2 separate regions of the Homo sapiens genome follow, and region 1 is linked to region 2. A link is an interaction called in ENCODE POLR2A ChIA-PET data of the cell type or tissue named here. Cell type or tissue: PC-9. All regions are shown on one strand. Links, peaks and the distances in the headings refer to the core of each region. The heading gives the core; the rest is flanking DNA.

Region 1 (6,126 bases), core at 1,127-6,126, 230 kb after region 2:
TGGTGTCCTCATTCCACTGCATCAAAACACCGAGAAGCAGGGCCAGGCACGGTGGCTCACGCCTATAATCCCAACACTTTGGGAGGCCAAGGCAGGAAGATTGCTTGAGTCAAGGAGTTCGAGACCAGCCTGGGCAACATGGAAAAACCCTGTATCTACAAAAACAAAATTAAATACAAAATTAGCTGGGCATGGTGGCGCATGCCTGCAGTCCCAGCTACTAGGGAGGCTGAGGCAGGAGGATCGTCTGAACCCAGGAGGTGGAAGCTGCAGTGAGTCATGATTGAACCACTGTACTCCAGCCTGGGCATCAAAGCAAGACCCTGTCTCAAAAACAAAACAAAACCAAGAAGCACGTGACTTTACCAGCTGGGATGATTGATGCCTAATGCCAAGTAGAAAGTGAGTCATGGCTCTACACTGAGGCTCAGTGTATGTGGGAGCCCAGGGGATTTTCTGAGGTGCGTTTTAGTATTTCTACCCAACAGTAGAGGCTAATAGAAAGCTATAGCAACATGAACATAAACATATAAAGGGCAGGGTAATCTCGGGTTCATGCCCCTGGGGAGCGAAAGCATAAGTCAGCCTGCTGGCTAAAGAACCCCAAGCAGATGAGATGCTGCTGGCTGGTGGAGGAACCCTGGAAATGCCCACTGCGGGATACACTGTGGCCTCGGGACTGTGATACACCGCGGCCTCCGGACAGCGAAACACCGCGGCCCCGGGACTGCGAAACACCGCGGCCCCGGGACTGCGATACACCGCGGCCCCGGGACTGCGAAACACCGCGGCCCCGGGACTGCGATACACCGCGGCCCCGGGACTGCGAAACACCGCGGCCCCGGGACTGCGATACACCGCGGCCCCGGGACTGCGAAACACCGCGGCCCCGGGACTGCGATACACCGCGGCCCCGGGACTGCGAAACACCGCGGCCCCGGGACTGCGAAACACCGCGGCCCCGGGACTGCGATACACCGCGGCCCCGGGACTGCGATACACCGCGGCCCCGGGACTGCGATACACCGCGGCCCCGGGACTGCGATACACCGCGGCCCCGGGACTGCGATACACCGCGGCCCCGGGACTGCGATACACCGCGGCCCCGGGACTGTGAAACACCGCGGCCCCGGGACTGTGAAACACCGCGGCCCCGGGACTGTGAAACACCGCGGCCTCGGGACTGTGATACACCGCGGCCTCGGGACTGTGAAACACCGAGGCCTCGGGACTGTGATACACCGCGGCCTCGGGACTGTGATACACCGCGGCCTCGGGACAGTGAAACACCGCGGCCTCGGGACTGCGATACACCGCGGCCTCGGGACTGCGATACACCGCGGCCTCGGGACTGCGAAACACCGCGGCCTCGCGACTGCGATACACCGCGGCCCCGGGACTGCGATACACCGCGGCCCCGCGACTGCGATACACCGCGGCCCCGCGACTGCGATACACCGCGGCCCCGCGACTGCGATACACCGCGGCCCCGGGACTGCGATACACCGCGGCCCCGGGACTGCGATACACCGCGGCCCCGGGACTGCGATACACCGCGGCCCCGGGACTGCGAAACACCGCGGCCCCGGGACTGCGATACACCGCGGCCCCGGGACTGCGATACACCGCGGCCCCGGGACTGCGATACACCGCGGCCCCGGGACTGCGAAACACCGCGGCCCCGGGACTGCGATACACCGCGGCCCCGGGACTGCGAAACACCGCGGCCCCGGGACTGCGATACACCGCGGCCCCGGGACTGCGATACACCGCGGCCCCGGGACTGCGATACACCGCGGCCCCGGGACTGCGATACACCGCGGCCCCGGGACTGCGATACACCGCGGCCCCGGGACTGCGATACACCGCGGCCCCGGGACTGCGATACACCGCGGCCCCGGGACTGCGAAACACCGCGGCCCCGGGACTGCGATACACCGCGGCCCCGGGACTGCGAAACACCGCGGCCCCGGGACTGCGATACACCGCGGCCCCGGGACTGCGAAACACCGCGGCCCCGGGACTGCGATACACCGCGGCCCCGGGACTGTGAAACACCGCGGCCCCGGGACTGTGATACACCGCGGCCCCGGGACTGTGAAACACCGCGGCCCCGGGACTGTGATACACCGCGGCCCCGGGACTGTGAAACACCGCGGCCCCGGGACTGTGATACACCGCGGCCCCGGGACTGTGATACACCGCGGCCCCGGGACTGTGAAACACCGCGGCCCCGGGACTGTGATACACCGCGGCCCCGGGACTGTGAAACACCGCGGCCCCGGGACTGTGAAACACCGAGGCCTCGGGACTGTGATACACTGCGGCCTCGGGACTGTGATACACTGCGGCCTCGGGACAGTGAAACACTGCGGCCTCGGGACTGCGATACACTGCGGCCTCGGGACTGCGATACACTGCGGCCTCGGGACTGCGAAACACCGCGGCCTCGGGACTGCGATACACCGCGGCCCCGGGACTGCGAAACACCGCGGCCCCGGGACTGCGAAACACCGCGGCCCCGGGACTGTGATACACCGCGGCCCCGGGACTGTGATACACCGCGGCCCCGGGACTGTGAAACACCGCGGCCCCGGGACTGTGAAACACCGCGGCCCCGGGACTGTGAAACACCGCGGCCCCGGGACTGTGAAACACCGCGGCCCCGGGACTGTGATACACCGCGGCCCCGGGACTGTGATACACCGCGGCCCCGGGACTGTGATACACCGCGGCCCCGGGACTGTGAAACACCGCGGCCCCGGGACTGTGAAACACCGAGGCCTCGGGACTGTGATACACTGCGGCCTCGGGACTGTGATACACTGCGGCCTCGGGACAGTGAAACACTGCGGCCTCGGGACTGCGATACACTGCGGCCTCGGGACTGCGATACACTGCGGCCTCGGGACAGTGAAACACTGCGGCCTCGGGACTGTGAAACACTGCGGCCTCGGGACTGCGATACACTGCGGCCTCGGGACTGCGATACACTGCGGCCTCGGGACTGCGAAACACTGCGGCCTCGGGACTGCGATACACTGCGGCCTCGGGACTGCGAAACACTGCGGCCTCGGGACTGCGATACACTGCGGCCTCGGGACTGCGAAACACTGCGGCCTCGGGACTGCGATACACTGCGGCCTCGGGACTGTGAAACACTGCGGCCTCGGGACTGTGAAACACTGCGGCCTCGGGACTGTGATACACTGCGGCCTCGGGACTGTGAAACACTGCGGCCTCGGGACTGTGATACACTGCGGCCTCGGGACTGTGATACACTGCGGCCTCGGGACTGTGAAACACTGCGGCCTCGGGACTGTGATACACTGCGGCCTCGGGACTGTGATACACTGTGGCCTCGGGACTGTGATACACTGCGGCCTCGGGACTGTGAAACACTGCGGCCTCGGGACTGGTTGCAGGAACAAGGCTTGTATCAACTCCGTAGATTCCCTTGCCTATTAAGTATGTGTATGTTTGTATCTAGCTATTCCTTTTTTTTTTTCAATTAAGATGGCGGTCTTACTCCCCTCCCCCAAGCTGGAGTGCAGTGGCGCGATCATGGATCACTGCAGCCTCAAACTCCCAGGCTCAATGATCCTCCCACCTCAGCCTCCCAAATAGCTGGGACCACAGGTGTGTGCCACAACACCTGGCTAATTTTGGTTTTTGGTAGAGATGGCACCATGTTGCCCAAGCTGGTCTCAACCTCCTGGATTCAGGTGATGCCCACGTCTTGGCCTCCCAAAGTGCTGGGATTACAGGCCTGAGCCACTGCGCCCAGCCAAAACCTATTCTTAAATTAAGAAAGTTTTTTTCCTTAAGATATCAGGACATCAGGGCATTTCCAGAAGTACTGGGTCTGTTTAGTTAGTAAGCATCATTAACTTGCTCCCTCAACCATAAGAGTGCTTCACCTCCTGGGAATGTGACCCAGCAGGTCTCACTATATTTTTCTCTCATTCAAGATGGAGTCACTCTGGTTTGGACACTTCTGGCAGCTTCATGGGTCCCTCCTCTAAGCATCTAGGTTTTCATCATTCCAACCTCTTCCCTTTGTTCCTTATCCCTAGGGGTGGTGGTAGTTGCTTCCTGCAGGTGCTACTTTAGGATATTTTAGAGTTATTTTTTTTCTTCTGAACTTAACAACTTTGTACTTAGCGAACAATTCCTTGTATTTATTTCTCCCAGTTCAAATGATTGGTGTGGTTTCTCTCTTCCAAACAGACTCTGACTAATATAAGTTCCATATCAATCATATGTATTGCAAATTTCTTCTCACGTTCTGTGGCTTTCCTTTTCACTCTTAAAAGGTATATTTTAATAAGCTTTAAAAATTTTAGAAGAGTTTGTTTTACAGAAAAATTGCAAACATGGTACGGCGTCCATATAAGCCCAATACCAATTTTCTCTATTGTTGATGTCTTACTTTCGTGTGGTCTGTGACAATTAATGAACCAATATTGATACATTATTATTAATTCAAGTGCATACTTTAGTCAGATGTCTATAGTTGGTATCTTTTTTAAATTTAAATAGTGAGGTTTCCATTCATAAAATTTCTCCATTTAAAGTTTTTGTGCCAGCCGGGCACGGTGGCTCATGCCTGTAATCCCAGCACTTTGGGAGGCTGAGGTGGGCGGATCACCTGAGGTTGGGAGTTTGAGACCAGCCTGACCAACGTGGAGAAACCCCGTCTCTACTAAAAATCCAAAATTAGCCGGGCATGGTGGCACATGCCTGTAATCCCAGCTACTCAGGCGGCTGACGCAGGAGAATCACTTGAACCTGGGAGGCGGAGGTTGCAGTGAGCCGAGATCGCACCATTGCACTCCAGCCTGGGCAACAAGAGCAAAACTCTGTCTCAAAAAAATAATAATAGTAAAATAAAATAAAGTATTTGTGAAGTCCTGAATATTCCTAGGTATTTTTTAATTTTTCATTTGTGGGGGTACATAGTAGATACATATACTTATGGGGTATATGAGATGTTTTGACGCAGGCAATGTGGAATAACCACATCGTGGAGAATGGGGCATCCATCCCCATTTCCAGGTATTTGATATATTTTGAAATTATTGTAAATGGTATCTTTTTTTTTTTTGAGACAGAATTTCACTCTTGTTGCCCAGGCTGGAGTGCAATGGTGCAATCTCGGCTCACTGCAACCTCCACCTCCTGGGTTGAAGCGATTCTCCTGCCTCAGCCTCCCAACCAGCAGCGATTACAGGCATGCACCACCATGCCCAGCTAACTTTTTATATTTAGTAGAAACAGGGTTTCACCATGTTGGTCAGGCTGGTCTCAAACTGCCGACCTCAGGTGATCTGCCTGCCTTGGCCTCCCAAAGTACTGGGATTACAGGCGTGAGCCACCACGCCTGGCCTGTAAATGGTATCTTTTAAACACTTGTTTTCTGCTTTTTGCTGTCATTTAGAACAGTAGTTGACTCTGTAGATTAATTTTCCATCAAGCAACCTTGTGTCAACCTTGTTGATGGAAAAAAAAAAAGCTGTGAAATATTTAAAGAAGTTTATTCTGAGCCAATGAGTGACCATGGTCCAGAAAACAGTCTCAAGAGGTCTGGAGAAAGTGCAGTCGAGGTGGTTGGGTTACAGTTTGGTTTTATACATTTTAGAGAGACAGGATATATAGGTAAAATTATAAATCAATACATGGAAGTTTACATTGGTTCAGCCTAAAGAGGTGGGAGGTCTTGAAGCTGAGGGGGGCTTACAGATCATAAGCAGATTCAAAGAATTTCTGATTGACAACTGGTTGAAAGAGTTAAGCTTTGTCTAAAGACTTGAAGTCAGTAGAAAGAAATGCTTGAGTTGGCTGGGTGTGGTGGCTCAAGTCTATAATCCCAGCACTTTGTGAGGTGGAGGTGGGCGATCACCTGAGGTCAGGAGTTCGAGACCAGCCTTGCCAACATGGTGAAACCCCATCTCTACTAAAAATACAAAAATATGCTGGGCATGGTGGCACACGCCTGTGATCCCAGCTACTTGGGAGGCTGAGGCAGGACAATAGCTTGAACCCGGGAGGCAGAGGTTGCAGTGAGCCGAAATCACGCTACTGCACTCCAGCCTGAGCAACAGAGTGAAACTCTATCTCAAAAAA
Region 2 (5,000 bases), core at 1-5,000:
CCATAGCCGCGAGCAGCCACTGGGCAAGGGAATGAGGCGGGCAGCTGGGATCGGAAGACACCGCTGGGGCCCCTAGGAGGACTCTAATGACACCCACCAAGGAAAGCAGAGGCATCTTGTGACCAAAAGTGGCTCATCCAAGCCGGTGTGGCCCCATGAGTGGTGAAAGGCAGACAATTGGGTCTTTCTGGCTCTGCGCACACAGGGATGTGGCGGGGGTGGGGCAGAGGGAGGGGAAACACTCTGGGGACTTACCAGATCTGCAGGAGAAGCTGGAAAGGAAGCAGGTCAGGTGTTAGAGGGGAGGCCACCGACGCCAAGGCCCCGTGCAGCTCTCACTCACACCGCCCCGAGCCTCTGGGCCGAGCTTAAGATGGTAAGTGAGCCAAGCTACAAAGTGGTCTGTTTTGGACATGGATCATGGACACACAGGTCCGAGCTCATGGCTGTGAAAGCCTCTCAGTTACTTCTGGCAGCAAATTCTGAGCTCTGGCTTTAGGGGGCCCATGGGAGAACTTGGACTGGGTAATAGACCTGAGCTGGCAAAAAGGTTATCCCGCCTGGGCCACCTCTTTTGAATGGCGGCAGCTGCCTGGATCATGGGGTGGTACCTGGCACTCAAAGGGGAGATTTCCACAATCGCTTAGTGATGCCTGCTGGGGCACGTGATGAGGAAGCATTGGTATGCATGCTACCTGCCACAACCGCTTAGTGATGCCTGCTGGGGCAAGTGATGAGGAGGCATTGGTACGCATGCTACCTGCTTGCCATCCTCAGCTCAGACACCCAGGTGCCAACACGCTCAAGGACACAAGACCTTAGGTGCCAGGAGAGCCAATGTTCCCAAGGCCCTTTAGGGCCCAGCCATCTGCCAAGGTGGCTGCCACCTACCACCAGAGGAGGCAAGGAGGAAAAGGAGCCCAACAGCTCACACACATCGCTGACGTGACCTCCACACCACCCAGCACTCACAGTGCAGACAGCTCTGGGCAGACAGAGGTATCCACAGACACCACAGAACAGGTTCCAGCTCAGTGGGCAGGGGTCAGGGGTGGGGGGCAGCTGGACGGCAGCAATGACTGTGCCTGATGGGGGCTTCCCACAGGAAAGGCTCTCAGGAGAGGCCAGCATCTCTCCGGGACATCTCGGCCCCCATGGGCAGCAAACAGCTAAACCAGCCTCGGCAGAGCCCAGGGGTGAAGGCTACAATGGTCAAAGGAGCACTTTCCAGAGCCAAACCCCAGAGCAAAGGTAGAAGCCTGGATCAGAGGGAAGGCAGCTTGGACACTGTTAAGGGAAAAATGGCTACAAGTGGCAAGGACGGCGTCCCCCAGCAGAGGGATGAGGAGGGGGGCAAGGACACAGGCCCCTGGGGAGAATGGAGCTGGTGCCAGCCAGGGCGCTGCCAGGACATGGGAGAATGCAGACAGCAATGCTGGCTTCCAAAAGACCTGCAGTTCCAACTACACATACTAAGAAAAATTCAAAACCATACAGAGATGGGGTGGGCGGGTGTGCGCGTCTGCAGAAAGCAGGACAGTGCTTGGGGCCTCGTGGCAGCTGGCTTTGCCTGGGGATAGGAGGAGTAGTTTTTCTCTCCTCCTTTACACTTCTCTACATTTTCCAAATTTTCTACGGAAAATCAGTAATTAATAATCCGGCGGGGGCGGGGCGGGGGAGGAACAGAAAGATTACAAAAAAAGAAAACTTGGAAGGAAATATACCGAAACATTGCCTTTCATCATTTCTAGGTAAGTTCACGGGTGATACTTTCTTTAAAATTTCATTTCTTTTTTTTTCCTCCAAATTTTTGATAAGTAAACATTACCTTTAGAATCAGAGAAAGCAAAAAAAGATTCTAAGTAGCTGCAGCCATCGTCTGGGGACATGCGACCACGAGAGGGCAGTATTGATGGGCACAGCTGAAAAGCTGCGTTCAGGCCACAGGCTGCCTGCGGAATCCTCCAGCACTAACTCCAGGGGCTGCGGGATCCTGTGCACAGCTAGGGGGCTGCATTGGGCCTGTGATGGGGACAAGGGGGTCTGGGCTGACCTTCTGGCCCTCTCCCCAGGTTAGGGTACTGGGCTGGCACTCACAGTAAATGGTGAATTAACCATTGATCTAAAATCACAGCTCAAAATGTATTCTGGGCAATGGCGTCTCTGGGTGACAATCTCTGGGTGACAAGCTGGCCTGACTTGTTTTTCTGCCTTAAGACACCTTCAGGAGGCTCAAGGAGACAAGACCCAGAGACTCGGCCTGGGGCCACCGGGGGCTCTTTGTTGAATAGAAGCTCTGCTAATAAGTGTAGACAAATTGCTGAAAGTTTCAAGCCTCAGTTTCTGGGGCTGATGATGGAGGTGACATCCTGATGTCTGAAACCTCTCAGGAGAGAACTGTCTCAGGCTTTGCACTGCTGTCCAGCTGCCCTGAGCAGGGCACAACCCCAAAGGTATGCCCCCGACCCAAGGTGCTTCAGAGGAGCCTCCAGGGCGCATCCCTGCCTCTGCCCACTGCCAGCCTGGCTCAATCCTCTCCCCTCCCTGAGCCTCAAGCTTCCCTAAATGGGCATGAACAGAAGGGAACCACTGTAAGTGCCATGTGTGTATGCGTGCATGTGTGTGTGTGTCTGAACCATTTACTAACATGGCTATAGCTACTGATGGCCAGGCCTCACCCGCCGGGAGAACCCAGGGTGACCGGTGTTTCTGTGATGAGAAACCTCCATGCACCTGTTGAGAATGTTCTGTGCCGTGTTTGGGGGTGGAGATTCTAGAAGCTTCCTCCTGGAGTGGGGCAGGGGATGCAGGAGATGGGGAGGGGTCCTCAAGTACCCATTAGGAGAGAGGGCTTGGAATGGAATTCATCCCGGCTGTGTCTCCTGTTAAGTGTGTGACGTGCGGCAGGCGTCTGGTGTCTGCTCTGGGGCACGTGAGCACTGGTGCCCTCATCTGGTCGCTGCCCCGTGGGAGATGGTGCCCGAGGCCCGTACCCAGGTGGTAGGGGGCAGAAGTGAGCAGGCGTGGCCAGGGACTGGGGTGGGGGGGTGAGGGGGGTACTCACTGAACTTGCAGGGAGGTATCACTTCCAGGCACTCCTTGTGTGCCCCGACGCCACACTTGGTACACATGTATCCCTGGTAGAAGGTGCCCCTGCACAGGGGAGGGCAGGAGGTGAGGTCGAGGCTGGGGTCGGCTCCTCATGCCTCTCTGCCAAGGTCAAGGCCCTTGTCCCCACCCAGGCTCACCTGGCTGGCTGTCTCCCAGCACACACATCCCTCATAGCCCTGAGTATCCAGGACCCTCCCTTACCAGGCAGCCTGACACCTGCTTTCCCCTACCTCCACCAGCCTGCCTCCCTGCCCCACACAGCATCCCGGGCACCCAGGAACAATCACCTCCCGGCTAGATCTGAAACTCTAAGGGCTTGGCTGGGCCGTTTTTTTTTTTTTTTTTTTTGGAGACAGGGTCTCACTCTGTCACCCAGGCTGGAGTGCAGTGGCGACATCACAGCTCACTGGAGGCTCAATCTCCAGGACTTATTCAATTCTCCCACATCAGCCTCCCGAGTAGCTGGGGCCACAGGAGCAGGCCAACACGCCTGGCTGACTTTGGTATTTTTTGTACAGACAGAGTTTTGCCACGTTGCCAGGCTGGTCCTGAACTACTGGGCTCAAGCGATTCGCCTGCCTCAGCCTCCCAAAGTGCTGAGACTTGAGCCACCATGCCTGGCACGGGCCTGACTCTTGTGGGGTATACTCCCTTAACCCCTCAGGGCCTCCCACAGGGAACATGGGACAGATAGAACACTAAGCTCTCTCAGGGGCCTGGGCTGGGCGTGGAGCGAGGTGAGGGCTGTAGCAGGGGGTTTCCCACACCTGAGGAACATTTTGCAGGCTTTGCAGTTGGTGGTCTTGTCAAACGTGTACATCTGGAAACTGTGGTGGTTGGCATTGGCTTTGTCTGGCTTGATGTTTGACCTGGCAGGAGGGAAAGAGAGCAGATGCTACACCCACTGGATTCCCCGAGCCCCACCATGTGGCCATCCTGGGAACCAGCTGGGCTCCGGACCCAGGCTGTGCAGAATCCGAGAGGGCCTGGACTCCAAGCCTGGCTCTGCCCGCAACATGGGGCAGACTCAGGGCCCAGACTCCCTGCTCGTAGAAGGCAGGTCAGAGAAGAAGCTTTAACACTGCTGCACTGGCCTGAGAGAACCTTCCAGGTGGGGACGGTGGTCTAAGGTCCTGACTGGGCTTGGATGTGGGCAGGTGTGGGTATTTGTTAAAACTCAGAAAACATATACTTAAGATTTGTTTGCCTCATTGGATATAAGCTTGAAATTTCAGAAGCTAAACAAATATTGGGCCCCCTGAGGTACTCAGGGGGGCTGCACTGGTGTGCAATTCACTTTGACACAGACCCGCTGTTGGATGGCTGGGGTGGGGTGGGGTGACGCGGATGGCGGCAGCGTGGTGAGAAGACGGCTATTCACCATCACGTCGCTTCAGCTTCCATGAACGCTTGAACTTTTGCACAATAGGATGTTGGGGAGAAAATTACAGGCCATGGAAAGCGAGTGGCCGAAGAGAAGATGCCCCAGGCCTCCCCCACAGAGCCTGGGTGCAAACCAGCTGGCTGCATCTATTCTCACGAGCCAGGCCCTGGCCCTGCTGTGTCCAATGGTTCCCTTTCGATCCTCCCAAAAAGGCCAGAACACAGGCCTTCCCCTCTCCATTTCACCAGAAGAAACGGTCAGAGAGGCGAGTGCACCTGCCTGCAGGCCCCAGCTCACCTGCCCGCAGAGCTCAAGCACAGACAACCCTGCTGGCCCTCCAGGGTCCGTGTTCCGGGAACCCGTTCATCATCTTTCTCTGTTTCACATATCTAGGATATGAGTCCTCTTGGATCTCATGGAAAAATAGTTCTGTGGCTTCAAAAACAGGTGACAAGCCGCCAGCCCGTAAGACCCTGAAGACTGGGGTCACCAGGAATCCTCTGGC

What was found. Peaks named below come from ENCODE experiments on the same cell type or tissue, not always from the same donor. Only the 100,000 strongest peaks of a DNase experiment are listed, where the experiment ranks them.
Region 1: POLR2A ChIA-PET joins it to region 2 with 6 read pairs; 7 of 35 experiments call an interaction of 5 or more read pairs at or near these places.

The regions. Positions count from the first base shown.
Region 1 is chr9:134,011,214-134,017,339 of GRCh38, forward strand. No RefSeq gene overlaps it. Among named protein-coding and RNA genes, the nearest start is that of BRD3OS, 11 kb to the right of the region's middle. In PC-9, for the core only: no CTCF peak of the experiment used is centred there; a DNase peak (open chromatin) is centred at 3,928; H3K27ac peaks cover 1,052 bases.
Region 2 is chr9:133,780,439-133,785,438 of GRCh38, forward strand. It overlaps VAV2 (vav guanine nucleotide exchange factor 2), which reads right to left. Exons shown (of 30, transcript NM_001134398.2): 18 at 3,879-3,980; 19 at 3,065-3,153; 20 at 256-272. Among named protein-coding and RNA genes, the nearest start is that of SARDH, 45 kb to the left of the region's middle. RefSeq lists an enhancer at 1-360. In PC-9, for the core only: CTCF peaks have their summits at 1,896 (motif pointing right) and 2,097; no DNase peak of the experiment used is centred there.